Linked DNA regions of Homo sapiens: region 1 is linked to region 2. A link is a loop called in an ENCODE intact Hi-C map of the cell type or tissue named here. Cell type or tissue: heart left ventricle. All regions are shown on one strand. Links, peaks and the distances in the headings refer to the core of each region. The heading gives the core; the rest is flanking DNA.

The links. A loop is a pair of places that touch in the nucleus more often than their neighbours do. Peaks named below come from ENCODE experiments on the same cell type or tissue, not always from the same donor. Only the 100,000 strongest peaks of a DNase experiment are listed, where the experiment ranks them.
Region 1: a loop joins it to region 2, with 30 times the contacts of the local background. A loop is called at or near these places in 74 of 110 quality-filtered maps.

Annotation. Positions count from the first base shown.
Region 1 is chr16:52,188,189-52,196,527 of GRCh38, reverse strand. No RefSeq gene overlaps it. Among named protein-coding and RNA genes, the nearest start is that of CASC22, 66 kb to the left of the region's middle. In heart left ventricle, for the core only: a CTCF peak has its summit at 4,797 (motif pointing left); a DNase peak (open chromatin) is centred at 4,787; H3K27me3 peaks cover 558 bases.
Region 2 is chr16:52,907,640-52,915,978 of GRCh38, reverse strand. No RefSeq gene overlaps it. Among named protein-coding and RNA genes, the nearest start is that of CHD9NB, 140 kb to the left of the region's middle. In heart left ventricle, for the core only: CTCF peaks have their summits at 3,027 and 3,226 (motif pointing right); no DNase peak of the experiment used is centred there.

The DNA of each region.
Region 1 (8,339 bases), core at 74-8,073, 720 kb after region 2:
TTAATAAATGGTGTCGGGAAAACTGGCTAGCCATATGTAGAAAGCTGAAACTTGATCTCTTCCTTACACCTTATACAAAAATTAATTCGAGATGGATTAAAGACTTACATGTTAGACCTAAAACCATAAAAACCCTGGAAGAAAACCTAGGCAATATCATTCAGGACATAAGCATGGGCAAGGACTCATGTCTAAAACACCAAAAGCAATGGCAGCAAAAGCCAAAACTGACAAATGGGATCTCATTAAACTAAAGAGCTTCTGCACAGCAAAAGAAACTACCATCAGAGTGAACGGGCAACCTACAGAATGGGAGAAAATTTTTGCAACCTACTCACCTGACAAAGGGCTAGTATCCAGAATCTACAATGAACTCAAACAAATTTACAAGAAAAAAATACAAAGAACCCCATCAAAAAGTGGGTAAAGGATATGAACAGACACTTCTCAAAAGAAGACATTTATGCAGCCAAAAGACACATGAAAAAATGCTCATCATCACTGGCCATCAGAGAAATGCAAATCAAAACCACAATGAGATACCATCTCACACCATTTAGAATGGCGATCGTTAAAAAGTCAGGAAACAACAGGTGCTGGAGAGGATGTGGAGAAATAGGAACACTTCTCCACTGTTGTTGGGACTGTAAACTAGTTCAACCATTGTGGAAGTCAGTGTGGCAATTCCTCAGGGATCTAGAACTAGAAATACCATTTGACCCAGCCATCCCATTACTGGGTATATACCCAAAGGATTATAAATCATGCTGCTATAAAGACACGTGCACACGTATGTTTATTGCAGCACTATTCACAATAGCAAAGACTTGGAACCAACCCAAATGTTCAACAATGATAGACTGGATTAAGAAAATGTGGCACATATACACCATGCAATACTATGCAGCCATAAAAAATGATGAGTTCATGTCCTTTGTAGGGACATGGATGAAGCTGGAAACCATCATTCTCAGCAAACTATCACAAGGACAAAAAACAAACACCGCATGTTCTCACTCATAGGTGGGAATTGAACAATGAAAACACATGGACACAGGAAGGGGAACATCACACACCGGGGACTGTTGTGGGGTGGGGGAATGGGGGAGGGATAGTATTGGGAGATATACCTAATGCTAAATGATGAGTTGATGGGTGCAGCACACCAACATGGCACATGTGTGCATATGTAACAAACCTGCACGTTGTGCACATGTACCCTAAAACTTAAAGTATTATAATAATAATAATAATAAATAAAAATAAAAAAATAGATGAGTAAGTAATTCCCTACCCTCAAGAATTTCATCCATTAGAGTGGAGATAGATGAATATGGAACTAAGTTCTGTGATGTGCCAAACTCTTGGTATATCATTAGTGCTCAATGACTATTTATTGAATGCATGCCTTGTTGAAGGGGAGCAGTGGGCAGTGGGATTGCCAAGGAGGAAGTCATTAATTTTTCCTGAGGGTGGTCAGGAGAAGCTTCCCAGAGGCGGTGGCTTTCCAGTAAAAGTGGCTTGCCCTTCATTAATTCTCTAGCTATTTATAAGCCCTGGACAGTCTTCTGGATACATGGTGATGGTCAAGGCCGACAGAGCCCTTGATCTCATGGAGCTTCTATTCTAGACAGAGAAGACAGACAACAAGCCAGGAAACAGCAACAGTAGCAGGCAATGTCAGGTAATAACAGTCGTGTGAAGTGAAAGGCAGACACTGCGTTAGGGTGAAGTTTCTTCCACCTGACTTCCGAGAGCAGCAAAGTTTGTCAGGCTGAGATAAGAAAAGCATCTGGGGGAGGAATAAGAGCCTGAGTGAAGTCACAGGTGGCTGGTGTGCTCCAAAAAAAACTGTGGAAGGCATGGCAGAGCAGAGAGCATCTGGAGCCCAAAGGGAAACCTGATTTGATCACTGGCCCAAGGTACCTCTGATGGGGTTTTGAATGAGGCAGGTATGAGGAAGCACTTTACATAGTTATTCTGTATGTTCCCTCCTCCAGCATCAATCTGCAGGTCTAAAAGCCCAGCCAATCATCGGCAAGTTTTGGACCTTCTGAAAAGCGAGGTAGATGTGAGTTCAGTGACAAGGTTGCCAGGCAAAATGTTGGATATCCACTTAAGCTGGACTTTCAGATAAACTTGCAATAATTTCTTTTAGTGTAAGTATGTCTCAAAAATTGCATTTGAATTTGAAAGTCCAGTTTAACTGAGTGTTTCACATTTTCACTTCCCTAAATCTGGTAAACTCTATTAAGGAGCTGGGAATACCAGACCCAGATGCCTGTGTCATTTTGCAAGGACTCTGAGATTAACTGAGAGAACATTGGAGAAAAACAGTAGTCCTGTTTTGGTTTTATTCCTCCCAGGACTAATAAAATTATTTGTTAAATAGTTTCTTTCTTCTGGGGATCCAGGAAGATGATTGTTAATGAATATTTAACTAGAATAAAGAGGGGACAGGCAGGATGGCTTATGCCTGTAATTCCAGCATTTTGGAAGGCTGAGGCAGGTGGATCAGTTGAGGTTAGGAGTTCAAGACCCCCGTGGCCAACATGGTGAAACCCCCTCTCTCCTAAAAATACAAAAATTAGCCAGGTGTGGTGGTTGGTGCCTGTAATCTCAGCTACTTGGGAGGCTGAAGCAGGAGAATCACTTAAACCTGGGAGCCAGAGGTTGCAGTGAGCCAAGATGGTGCCACTGCTCTCCAGCCTGGGCAACAGAGAGGGACTCCATCTTAAAAATAATAATAAAATAAAATAAATAAACAAATGAAATAAAATAGAATAAAGAGAAACAACCATACTTTCGATGACTGCTGTAGGAGAAGGCCTCTCATAAGGGTTTCACATTGGGAAGGGTGGGGTGCAAAGTCCATATATCGGCTCTTTTGGAATTCAGTGTGGTTGAAGGAGGTTGGCACAGTGCCTGTGTGTTCAGTTGCCCCAGGACAGTCCTAACTTACAGTCCTAACTGTTGTCCCACAGTGATCATGAACAGTGCCACCTTTCACTCTCAAAAATATTCTTCTGGTTTTCAGTGATAAAGGATGTGACCATTTCATGATGTGGCCAATAAACTCTGAGAACTGGGCTGGACTTTTTATAAACTGGGGGTGCCACATGACCTCACTGAGCCTCCCTTTCTTTATTTGTGAGTGATGGGGCATTGGGAAAAACTCTGAGCTCCCTTCCCAGCTTTGAGACTCTAATTTTGTGGATGTCTCTGGGCACAGCTAATGGTAAGAGGGCATTTGTTTACTTTCAGTTTGAAAATGATGTGATTTCAATTTTCATATACGCTGTGTCTGTTCATGCTAGCAGGGTTATATTAGTTTCCAAAAATCTTTCAAGAGAGAAAACTTAAAATTTTTGCTTTGTCCTTGGGATATGGAGACCAAATGCTAGGTAGTACCTGAAACAACTAGAGTTTCAGTGAATAAAGAATCGCAAGTGACCAAACATAACATTGGCTAATGTGAGCCCAGTTATGTAAGCAACATTTTAGATTTAACAAAATTGTGTAAGTGATACCAGAATATAATTAAATTTCTACCTTTTTACTCCTCTCTTATCTATGATGCTCCCCTAAACCAGGTTTATGTAAATCCTTCCAGATTTTGAAATACAAATCTGTATTTGCATTCATTTACATACATAGACATATAGTTTTTTAAATGAAAAATATGTACTTAACATTTTTAGTACATTGCTATTAATAATTTTCAGCCATCCTTCTCTTTCACTGAAGACAGATACATCGCAATCTTTTTCTTTTTTTAGCTGTGTGGTATATCAGAGTGTGGGTATATCAAAATATATTGAAATAATCTACTGATAGAGATTTAGTTTGTTTCCAATTGTCTGCTATACATGCACATACATATGTATATTCATGTAGCATACATTCTAGAAACAGAAAATTTCATCTTAATAGTTATTGCTAAATTGTTATTTTAAAAGGCTCTTTTGATTTGCATGCCAAATTGGGGGTGTGTTCCTGGAACTTGAAGAGAAATTTTGCATGAAAGCAAGGAGTCAAGGTGTTGGTTTGTCCTGAAATTTAGCTCTAAGTAATCTTTTTTTTTTCTTTTCTTTTTGGCAGTGATTCCTTGATCTGTGCAGTTGGATCAAACCTAGACCAAATTCAATCTTACTTATGTATAAACTTGGTCGCCATGACCTTGTGATTATCTGGGGAGTGATTTCTTGGTGTAGGCTGCAGTCCAACTATGAATGACCCTGATGGGAGAACACTTTTATCCTTCCATCTATAGAAGCTGAATTAGGCTTACTGGGATTAACTGGGACTGAAGGACTTGTTCATCTACTTTAATTATCCTGCCAATGAGAGCTTTTTTCCAGGCTGGATTTTGGATCACAAGAAGAATGGAGGCTGAAGAGACTGATAGCAGAGCTCAGTTAAAGATCTTATAGAAAAGGCGCTCAGAAGGGAAACTCTCGCCTAATGTAGTAGATAAGATTTTATTTTCTTTTTTTCTTTTCTAAAGGAGAGGCCATATTTAAAAACAAAACAAAACAGGTGCATTTTGTAAACTTTGAGTGTTTTGGCTCGTTGATGAAATTATTTCTCTAAGAAACCACATGAAAAGGCAGGAAGAAAAAAGGTATGGTTTTCTTTGCTCTAAAGCAAATCAGGCTTTTCTGTACTGAAACTTGCACCCATAAAGCCAAAGTTAACAAAAGGATGAAAGCTGGGAAAATTGAGGGACTAGGAGAGCTGAAGACAAAGACTGGACAAAATGGCCATCTTGCCATCATTGTGTTCTCTGCTGCCCTCTAGTGGTGCTGCGGGGGAATTGGGTGTAAAAATGTCTGAAGGTCATCCTTATGGAGCTGAATTGTAGAAGAGCGAAAGGCGGCATAAGGTATATCCCTTAAAGTGGCCCATCTTGTCAAATAGCCTGTCTAATGATGAGGGAACAAATATTGTCTCATAGAAACCATAAAACAGTGGAGCGTATGCTGCAATGAAGCTATCTAATAGTAGAAAAGAAAAATTATGGGAAACAGGACACCCTTTCCACCTAATTCAGTGCAACATACATATATTCAGCAAAGACCCTGTGCCAGATTCTGTGCCCAGCACTGGAAATGCAGGGAAGAATTCAACATGTCTCCTGGGTTTGGGCTGATCCAAATGTAGAGGGTGGGCACAAAAGAACAAGTGAGATTGCAAATAGCCGTATAAGAGGCATTTGACAAGACGTTTGCTCTTGATAGTAATTCCTCAGTCAAAATGAGATTACTCATGGAGCATTTTCATTTGTTCTAAAATAGGAAAACATTGCCTTGATCTGGGTAGAGGTGACAGCTCAGGGAATGGATAAAGTTTTCTTTCTTCTCTCTCTTTTGTAAAACACTGAATTTGGGCTGCTGAGATGGCACAACTATGACAGCTCAAAGTTTTAGTCTTGGTTTGAAGATGAAAGCCAAATCATGTACACGAGTTCTTTATTCCTCTGCAAAATAAATTCCTCTGTGAACTACAGGGAAATAAAAGGCTCTACTGAGGGGGATTGTCACACTGAATTGCAGCAGAGTCAAAGATGGCCACCTGCCCCCCATCTGTGCAGAGCTGTGCCTGATGCTCCTGAAGGAATCTTTTGTAGGCTCCTCCCCATCATCAACCTTAGGAACCCTCTTTATTTAGGGACATGGGCTTTGCTAAGGAATTCTCTCTTTCAGTTCTTTTGCTATCAGTTCTGGATTGCATTTAGTAAGAATTGATCTTCCACTCTTTGCATTAACCAAGAAGCAAGAGAGAGCATGAGGAAGAGTTAGATTAAAGGTGAGGGTTCTTTTTCAGTATCCAGAGAAACACTAATGTAAGTGTGTGTGTGTGTGTGTGTGTGTGTGTGTTTGTATTTAGGGAAGCTACTTGTACCTTAATCTGGAATTTATTAGAAGACCAAGGACTAAATCTCTTTAGCATCCATTCCCCTGCCTTCTTGCATTCACATTGGACTTTTTAGGGGCAATCAGTCCTTCTTACCCTCTGTCCTTATGGCTTTAGAGTTCATGCCACCTCTGACAGGTAAACCATAACTGGCCACTCAGAGTGTGACAACCTCTGGCAGCGTGATAAGTTCAGGGAAGGGCACAAAACCTGGACTGGACCAATCAGGGAGGTTGAGAGACTCCATTTGGGGGTGTTTATGGAAGATCTTGGGGCAAAGCACTGTGTTTATTCTGGGGTTTCTTAGTCATTTCTTGTATTGCTATAAAGAAATACCTGAGACTGGGTAATTTATAAAGAAAAAAGGTTGAACTGGCTCACAGTTCCACAGGCTGTACAAGAAGTATGGTGCTGGCATCTGCTTGGCTTGTGGTGAGGCCTCAGGAAAGTTACAATCACGGTGGAAGAGAAGGGGAAGCAGGCGTCTCACATGGTGGGGGCAGGAGTGAGAGAAACACTGATGGGGGAGGTGCTACATGCTTTTTAAATAACCAGATCTTGTGAGAACTCATTCACCATCATAAGAACAATACCAAAAGGATGGTGCTAAGCCATTCATCAGAGACACCTCCATGATCTTATCACCTCCCTCCAGGCTCTACCTCCAACACTGGGGATTACAATTCGACATGAGATTTGGTGGGGACACAGATTCAAACCATATCATGGTGTAAATAAAAAAGATGGGACATAAGCATGGAGCTGTTGATATCTTTCCGTCACGAAGAGATAAGTTATCTAAGAGTGAGACCACACTAGAAGAAAAAAACAAACTTGATGTGATGGTCCTAATGACACTGTTTGAGTTCCTGGATACAGTCATATTTGCAGCCTCATATATCTAGCCATGAACTTTTCAGTTAAGTGAGCCAATCTTTTGTCTCCTTTGTGTGCACTGAATCACTTGAAGGATTTGTTAAAATACCTATTGCTGTGCCCCACCTCCATGTTGGTCGAGGGAGCTGCCTGTGAACTTGCATTTCAAATGATTTTCCAGGAGATGCTGGTGCTACTGGTCTGGGAACCACACTTTGAGAACCAGTGGCTTATAATCCTTTTTTTTGGTTTCTGCTACTTGTAACCAAAATGTCCTGACTGATACCAGAAGATCTTTCTAAATGAGAAAGAATCTCATTCTTTGAAGAATTAATAGAATAAGATCAAAAAGAGTGTATGGGACCTAGTCAATAAGCACTTGAAAAAATGACATGGCCACAATTCATGGGGACCAATCTGACACTTTCTTTAGGGGGTTTTCCATTCTGTTTCTACTCACACCTGATCCCTTTTTGTGGCTAAAGGCAAAGCCAATGGAATATACGACAAATGAGCAAAAACAGCAGGACTAATACGTGTTTTATCAAAGACTTAAAATGCATGCATTGAGAAGATGCACATTTTTTCACTCTGATCCAGTCTGTCAATAAAATGCTTTTCATGAGAAACATCAAAGCCATTTCATCTGCAAATTTCATATTTTTGAATCCCTTAATCTACACTGTTGACAAAAATTTCTGTCAAGTGCCTCAAACCATTGTATTAACAAATTTCGTTTTGTCAATCATGATTTGGCCTGCTTGCAAATGCATTTTGTACTATTCCGCTCCATCTTGCAGGAAGAATACCTAACAGGCAATGCCTCAATCTTAATATTGAAAGCAAGTGAAGAGGGAAAGTAAAAGTGGTGTCAGAGCCTGTTCATTTAGCACATTGATCAGATGTCCCTGTGCATTTTAACTAAATCCAGCTTATCTGAAGTCTTCCCTGGGTAGTGCAAGCCACAGTGAAAGTAAGGGTATTATAACTGATGAAATCACACAGTGTTGTTCATACCTTTCTGTTTGGCCTTATTTGTTCATCACAGCCTTTCTGTCTTTACCTTCAAGACTTCTTATTGCGGTTAGTTCTGGTAGCTTGTATCACCGTTCACAAATGTCCCTAATTGCAAATTCAGGAGGATGGCATCTAGATTCCAGTGTCTTCTGATTCCACCATAACTTCATTCTAATTATCATGTCACTAAAGCAAAGAATGGTCACTAATGTTTTCCAGAGATGCTGTAAGAGCATCTTACTGTTTCTGCTCAAGAGGAAGCTATGGTGGGTGATCTCAAGCTTGAGATGTTTGTTTTCTGCTTTGCTTCTTCCTAATTCTTGGTGAAGGATGATAAGAAGAAGAGAAAATACTGAATCTCCTGACAGCCTCTGACATGCTAAATTGCTGTTTTTTTAAGTACTTCAAAACAAGAAAGTCATAGGCTAAGGCCATTAGTTCAAGTTATGTGGATCCCCTGTGGACAATTTGCAGATGCCAATGTATCCTGTAGGGAATTAGACATCTCCTTGAACTGCAGAGAAGAAATG
Region 2 (8,339 bases), core at 155-8,154:
AAAATACAAAAAAATTAGCTGGGCCTGGTGGCGTGCACCTGTAGTCCCAGCTACTTGGGAGGCTGAGGCATGAGAATCGCTTGAACCCGGGAGGCAGAGGTTGCAATGAGCCAAGATTGTGCCACTGCACTCCAGCCTGGAGACAGGGCGAGATTCCATGTCAAAAACAAAACAAAACAAAACAAAACAAAAAACAAACAAAACCAATTAAGTAGATTACTCTGCTGCCAGGGAAACCCGACCTGTGACAAAAGACTTTTTCTTCATTGCTAATCAAGCATCAAACATTCACAGAAGAGCAGGTCTATGAGGACAGATAGGCAATAAACCTTGAAAAACAAATGGAAATCAATGAGTGCTGTTCTTGAAATGTCGTTCCAGAAATGCCACTGCTTTCTCTGCCCATACCCTCACCCATAACCCCAGCTGAATGCTTGCAGTGGCATGTTTCGTACCATGTGACCCAATTCCTTTTACCAAGTTAATTGCACCAGAGTTGAGTACCTGATCCAGGGATAATTCATCCACGGGGTAGCCAGTAATAAGTGGTTTGGATCCTCTGGTGCAGAAATGTGATGAACCAGGTCAATTACATTCTCCACTCAAAAATTTAGAATGGGAAGACAGAAACTGAGCTGGTTAGCTCTTGTGCGCAGGGAGAGGGTAGTAGGGACAGCTTGGGAGTGGCAACTACGAGCTCTGTGCAAGAGGATGCAGTTTAGTAAGAGAGTAGGATGTAGCAGATGCATTGAAAGAAGTTGAGATGAGGAAAGACAGAGTTGAGGCTGGGAAAAAGGGGAAACTTGATTCTTCCTGGCTTCCCAATTCTGGTTCCTGTGGGACCTACCTTTGCTTTGGGTCTTACCTTTGTGTTCCTTGAGATACCTTGGAGGAGATTTCTCAGTTGAGCTAGGTTGAGTGGATCTTTTTCTTGCAACCAAAAGAGTCCACCTAGAATTGAGGTTTGAGGGGCATTACTTTCTGTTTGAATAATAAATGTCACTTTTTTTCTTGAATTATTAGATACTTCTATGTATTATTTTTCTCTCTCCACTTAAAACTGTGAGCTTTTTGAGGTGAGTGTTCTCTATACTTTAGGGAAGGCTATTGATACATTGTAGTAATAATAACAATAGCTTAGTTTTTACTATGTGCCAGACACTGAGCTAGGAGCTTCATATCCACTACATTTACTAATAAATGCTCCATTGTGAGTTATTGAAACAGGAGAGTACCCTGATTCCCCTTGCAGGGTGTGTGACAGATGTGTGGCTCACCTGCCTGATCACCCCGCAGCAGCTCAAACCCCTAGGGGGAGCATGCAGATGGGCAAGTGCAGAGGCCGAGGTGAGCACTATTGGGCTCTGGCCACATGGCAGCTTCTAGGGGTGGGTGTCTGTGACTCCCAAAGCCCAACTGGGTGTGTGTTACAAAGCTCTTTCAGATTTGCTGTCTACAGATGGCTTGTGTGTTAATCAGCTCAATGGACCTTCTGCCTTACACAAGGGCAGAGGGCCAGTGTGACAGCCTTCTGTATCCTGAAAGAATCCTGAGCTCTTGCCCAGTATCCCAAAAGAATCAGATCACACATGAGCTTGAAGGATGAGTCCAAGATGTTATTGAAGGGTGGAGGTGGCTCTTAGTGAGACAGATAGGGAGCTGGATGGGGGATGGAAGTGGGAAGGTGGTCTTCCCCTGGAATCGGGCCGCCCAGCAGCTGGACTCTTCTCCAACCTCCCCTAGCTGAACTCCCCTCGGTGTCCAGACGTTCCTCCTCTTCTCTCTTCCTCTGCTGCATCATTCCACTGCTTCTGGTCTGCTAGTCTGCTGGTCTTGATGTTCAGCCACTTGTGTGTGTGCCCGCTAAGGTCTCTGGTTTATATGGGTACAGGATGGGGGGTGTGGTGGACCACAGCGGTCTTGGAAAATGCAATGTTTGGGTGCAAAAACAGGAGTGCCTATTTTCACTCAGATCTGTGGGCACAGGACCAAGGGTGGAGCCCTCACCAGAGACCCTGCTCTTTTCATGTATCATTATTATTATTATTATTATTATTATTATTATTATTATTATTATTATTGTCATTGCTATTAATATCACCCTAGTTACCCCAAGTATACAACCAAAGGAAATAAACTTGCAATACAGCTGGAGAAAGAAAAGAAATAATTTATTCTTGGGGTAGTATTTTTTCCTTAAAATTTCTTTTTCTTCTCAGCAAACTGATACATGCTTATTAGGGTTTTTTTTTCCAGTTGCTATTTACTTTTATTTTATAAGACATTTCTGTCCCCTAGGCTGGAGTGCAGTGGTGAGATCATGGCTCACTGTATCTTCAACATCCTGTGCTCAAGTGATCCTCCCACTTCAGCCTCCTGAGTAGCTGGAACTACAGGCATTTACCACCATGCCCAGCTAATTTTTGAATTTTTAGTAGAGATGGGTCTTGCTATATTTCCCAGGCTGGTCTTGATCTCCTGGACTCAAGCAATCCTCCCATCTCAGCCTCCTAAAGGGCTGGGATTACAGGCATGAGTCACTGTGCCTGGCATTATTAGAGAAAATTTGGAAAATACAGACAAACACAAAGAAGAAAAAAAGTCATCCTTATTCTATTACAGATGACCATTGTGAATACTTTGGTGCATACCCTTTTGGTTACATAGACATGCACACACACACACACACACACACACACACACACTCTGTTTTGTAATTTTTTTTCCCACTATACAATCTGACCATGCCATTAAATGTGCTTTTAGGACATAATTTTAAAAGAGCTGTGCAATATTTCTCTATATGATAAGTGTCAGGAAAGAATTATAAGCCATGTAACAAAAGACCCTGGGAGGTTGGACCCTGGGGGATTGCAAACTCCTGCCTCTTTTAAGGGTCCTAGGTACATTTCCACCTGGAGCACGGGCAAGGGCTATATGACCTCTGGAGGGCACTAGGTTTCCAAACTTCTGAAAACAAGAAATCCTTGCATATCCTTTATATTCTCTTCCTTCTGCTTCCGTCATCTCGTGTTGCTTCTGAAAATTTTTGCTCTCGGATGCTTTGAAGCTTCTGGAAATTGGTGCCTTGGGGTTGGTCTGTACACGGTCTGGGTTTCAGGGCCAGCTGCAGATGGCCTGTCTCCTGGACCTACTTTTTTGTCCCCAGTTGAGTCCTGGATACCCATTAACTTCCCTGCACAACACAAGCAGCTACCAGCAGATGGTGCTGTGAGCAAGTGCGTCTGCCTAGGTGTGATTTACACAAGCCCTTGAAGGCTTTAAATATTTATCCACAAAATTCAATAAAGCTGTTCATCAAATCTAATGCTTAGAATTTGGGCAGCCCATGAAAATATTATAATATTTTGCCCGAGGTTCCAGAAATCTCTTCTGTATGGTGTGTTTGTGTATTCAGATTTCTGATATTTGTTTATCATCAGCGGGAAGGAATTCATGTGACACATTGTAGGTTTTTTGCATGAGAGCAGGCCTGGGAAATCTTTGTAAATTTTTTCTCCAGATATTGCAGGGATTGCAAGCTCCTTACCTGACTAGGAGGTCCTTGAGGTTAGACACTGGGTTTGATTCTTCTTTGTATCCTCAACATCAAGCAAGTGCCCGGCCAAGAGGAAGTGCTCCATGAACAAATTAATTCAGGGAGGGAGCAGATGGATAGGTTATTTTTTCTTTCAAACTGTGTGTGTGTATGTGTGTGTGTGTGTTATTGTCCTTTCTCCCTCCCACCACTCCCGCCCCCAGAGGAGTTTGGAAATGCATCTGGTTGTCAAAATGATTGGGTGGATGGATGAGTGAGAGGGGGTCTCCACTGCTATTTAGTGCACAGGATCAAAGGACATTGAACATGCAGGAGACAACATGCAGCTCCCTCTTTAAGAATCCCTGTATGGCTTCTTTGTAGCTGGTGATGTTACACAAGCCACATAACTTCTCTGAACCTCAGTTTTCCTTATCTGTGAAATGGAAACATAAACATTAGCCTGATTAACCCATAGGAGTGTTGTGGGTTTCAAATAAGTAACGTATTTTTCAGCACTTTTTGCAAATTATAAAGCATTATATGGCATATTGACCTTCTTTGGTCCTTGGGGATGAATAAGCCTGGCCTCATTGACCATGGTGCTGGAACCAGCTGAGGCCCAATTTGTACAGGTAGGAGTCAAACCTGTATCTACCTGAATCTTCAACATCTCAGGCACTAGTTCCACTCTCCTTCCTGTTGCTTCTGTCTCACATCAGAACCGTCTTTGATTCCTCCTTCTCTTTCATCCCCAGAGTCCAATCCCTCAGCAGTCATATCCATTTTACATTAAAAACTTAGCTCAAATCTGTTTCTTATCCCCATCTTCCTTACTTCCACCCTAGGCTAGCTGTGGCTTTTGACCTCCTGAGTGAACCACTGAGTGAAACCAATCTCAGAGCTTCACTCTTGCCCTCTGATATGGATTGGCTCTGTCTCTCCACCAAATCTCATGTCAAGATGTCATCTCCAATGTTGGAGGTGAGGCCTGGTAGCTACTTGTGTTGTGTGGGGAAGTTAATGGGTATCAAAGACACAACTGAGGACAAAAAGGCAGGTCCAGGAGGGACAGACCATTCGCAGCTGGCCCCAGAACTCAGACCCTGTGCAGACCAAACCCAAGGCACCAATTATTGGGAGCTTCAAAGTGTCCGAGAGCAAACATTTTCAAAAGCAACATAATATAAAGGAAGCAGAGGGAGGGAGGATATTAAAGGAAATGCAAGAATTTTTTGTTTTCAGAAGAGCTTTGGAAACCTAGTGTCCTCCAGAGGTCATGTAGCCCTTGCCCCTGCTCCAGGTGGAAATGTACCCAGGACCTTCAAGAGAGGCAGGAGTTCCTATGGAGCCTGCAGAACCATGGGCCAGTTAAACCTCTTCTCTTTATAAATTACCCAGTCTCAGGTATTTCTTTATAGCAATACAAGAGTAGACTAATACACCCACCCTACAACACACCTCTACACAGCAGCACAGCGACCTTTTAAAGATGCACACTGGGTTCTGCCACCTTTCTGCTTAAGACCCTCCATGGACTTCCCATTTCCCCTGGAACTAGAGTCACTCTTTCTGTTGGCGTATGAAGGCTCGCAGGTTCTGTTCCCCCCTAACACCTTCTTGGACCTTATGACATAGCACTGTCTCCTTGCTCACCACAGTGCTAACTCCCAAGCTCTTTTCTGCCTCACGGATTTTGCCCTTGCCTTGCTGTTCCCTCTATCCAGAATGCTCTTTTCTAGGTCTTACATGTTTTCAAATCTCAATAGGGGAGTCAACCCTTGGAAAGACTTCTGCTGGCCTCTCCATGTAGGTTCTATCCTATTATCTTATTTAATTTCTTTTCCAATGCCATCACTCTCCAAAATTACTCCATTTGCTTTTATCTGTTTATTAGTTTACTCTATTAAAATGCTATTGCCATGAAAGCAGGCACCTTCTTTGAGGTGTCCCTGCTGTGTTCCTAGAACCTGAAACACTGTCTAGCACGTAGCCAGAGTTTAGTAAATGTTTGCTGATGAACAGAAGGGCGGTTCTGGCTCAAGGTTTCTCATGGGGTGGTTGTCAGGCTGTTGGTCAGGGTTTAGGCTTGACTAGGGCTGGAGGATGCACTTCCAAGATGGCATGCTACATGGCTATTGGCAGCAGGCTTCAAGTCTCTCCAGAGTTTCTCATGATACTGAAGCTAACTTCACTTGGAACAGGTAACCTGAGAGAGAGCGTATGAGGGGAAAGCTGTGATGTTGTTTATGATCTTGTTATACATTGTCACATCTGCAATATTTTTTCTTTCTTTCTTTCTTTTTTTTTTTTTTCTGTTTTTGAGACAGGGTGTCACTCTGTTGCCCAGGCTGAGTGCAGTGGCACAATCAGGGCTCACTGCAACCTCGACTTCCCAGGCTCAAGCAATACTCCTGCTTCAGCCTCCCAAGTAGTTGGGACTATAGGCACATACTACCACACCCAGCTAATTATTTATTTTTTTTGTAGAGATGGGGTCTTGCTATGTTGCCCAGGCTGCTCTCAATCTCCTAGTCACAAGCAATCCTCCCGCCTTAGCCTCCTAAAGTGCGGAGATTACATGTGTGAGCCACCATGCCTGGCCTGTTTTTTGTTTGTTTGTTTTAAATATAAGTTGGGATTTGAAGGTAGAAGAATTAGGTCACATTTGCCACATTTTATTTGTTAGAAGAGAGTCACTAAGCACAGCCCATACTCAAGGGGAGGGCAATTAGATACCACCTCTTCGTGTGTTGAAGAATTGGCGGACCTGAATGTGAACCACCACATTCAGGTTGTCAGGAGCTAAGCCTAGTGCTCTTTTGGTCAGCCATAATACTTCTCCACTGGGCTTCTAACCTTTTAAAGTACAGCATTGATGACAAGGTGGCAAGAGATAAAAAAATGGACGACTAAACACAACGAGCCCAATGAGCTCAAAGAGACTTTTCGAGCCAAAAGAGACTCAGCCTAGTGGTGTGGGATCCGTAGCATCCTCTGTCTCCGAAGTAGGTGCTGGGAAACAAACGTGCAGGCCTGATTTCTTTTTTCTTTCTCTTCTTACTGACTTAACTTTTTCAACATTGATATTTGGTGGTGAGTGGCACAGATATAGCTTGGCCCTCAAGCTACAATCAATGAGGCCCCTGTGATAACAACACAGAGGATCCAAAGCCAAGGGAAACACATCTCAGAGAATCCTCGCTAATTGAAGTAATTAAATCAGCAGGAAGCCATCTGAACAATTATCACACTACAAGGAAAAACTCATTTGAAGCCCTTAGAATAAACATTCTAATAAATAGCTATTAGTTTATATTTGTAAATACCAACGGCCTATCAGGAAATTTGCTAATAGATTTTTAATTAAGGGGAACCGCACATTTATAGTAGTGCCACACTGCCTTCTGTTCAATATCCTTCCCTGGCTTGCATGTGGAGCCTTGGGCTCACTTTGAAAAATTGCCTTGATCTCTCTTGGCCAAAGTGGCTGATAATTGTTTTTTTCTGTTTGGATCTTAGACTAGGTTATTCCATCAGGAATTAGTTTCAGTGCAGTGTCTATGTCCCCACAGGTAGAAGAACCAAAGACTTGTTACCTTGAGAAAAACAAGAGGGCCCTTATAGAAATCTATTTGATAGGCTGGGTGCAGTGGCTCATACCTGTAATCCAGGACTTTGGGAGGCCGAGGCAGGAGGATTACTTGAGACCAGGAGTTTGAGACCAGCCTGGGCAACATAGTGAGACCCTATCTCTACTAAAAATTAAAAACTTACTCAGGTGTGGTAGCACGTGCCTGTAGTCCCAGCTACTTGAGAGGCTGAGGTGAGAGGATTGAATGAGCCCAGGAGTTTGACACAGCAGTGAGCTAGGATCATGTCACTGTACTCTAGCCTGGTCAATAGAGACCCCTGAAAACCAAAACACAAAACAAACAAGAAATCTATTTGATCTGTACATGAGAACATTTCCTTCTTGAAAGCTGATGATAATTTTTCAAGGCAGTCTTAATAGTTTACTTTTTTTTTTGAGACAGGATCTCGCTCTGTTACTCAGCCTGGAGTGCAGCGGCACAATCTCAGCTCACTGCAACCTCTGCCTCCCAAGTTCGAGTGATTTTCCTGCCTCAGCCTCCCTAGTAGCTGGGACTACAGGCATGTGCCACCACATATAGGCATGTGCCACCACATACAGGCATGTGCCACCACGCCTGGCTAAGTTTTTGTATTTTTAGTAGAGATGGGGTTTCATCATGTTGGCCTGGCTGGTCTTGAACTCCTGGACTCAAGCGATCTGCCTGCCTTAGCCTCCCAAAGTGCTAGGATTACAGACACGAGCCACTGTGCCTGGCCTAATAGTTTGCTTTCTAGAAGGGATTATTTGTCCTTTTTGAAGTTCCTCTCAATACAATATCCCATTAATTCTCACCAAAACCTTGTGAGGTATATAACCCACTTACGATTATTCCTACTTCCTGGACGAAGTCTTCAAGGCAGATGTGATTTAATGTCACCCAGGAAGTCAATGGCAGAGTTAGGACTAGAACCCAGGCCTTCTAGAATAACTGCTTGTCTCACTTTAGCTTAATGTTTCCTGATCCACCTTTAATACGGAGGGGCCTCACTATCTGGGCTCACCTTCAAGAATCTTGACTTTTGTCAAGAAAAAAAAAGCCATTTGGACATACACAATTTTACATACAAATTCAGGGGATTTGATCACCGCTTGAAAGTCAATGGTAGAACCTGGAATATCTATTAAGATAAGAACCGGCTGGGCGCGGTGGCTCACGCCTGCAGG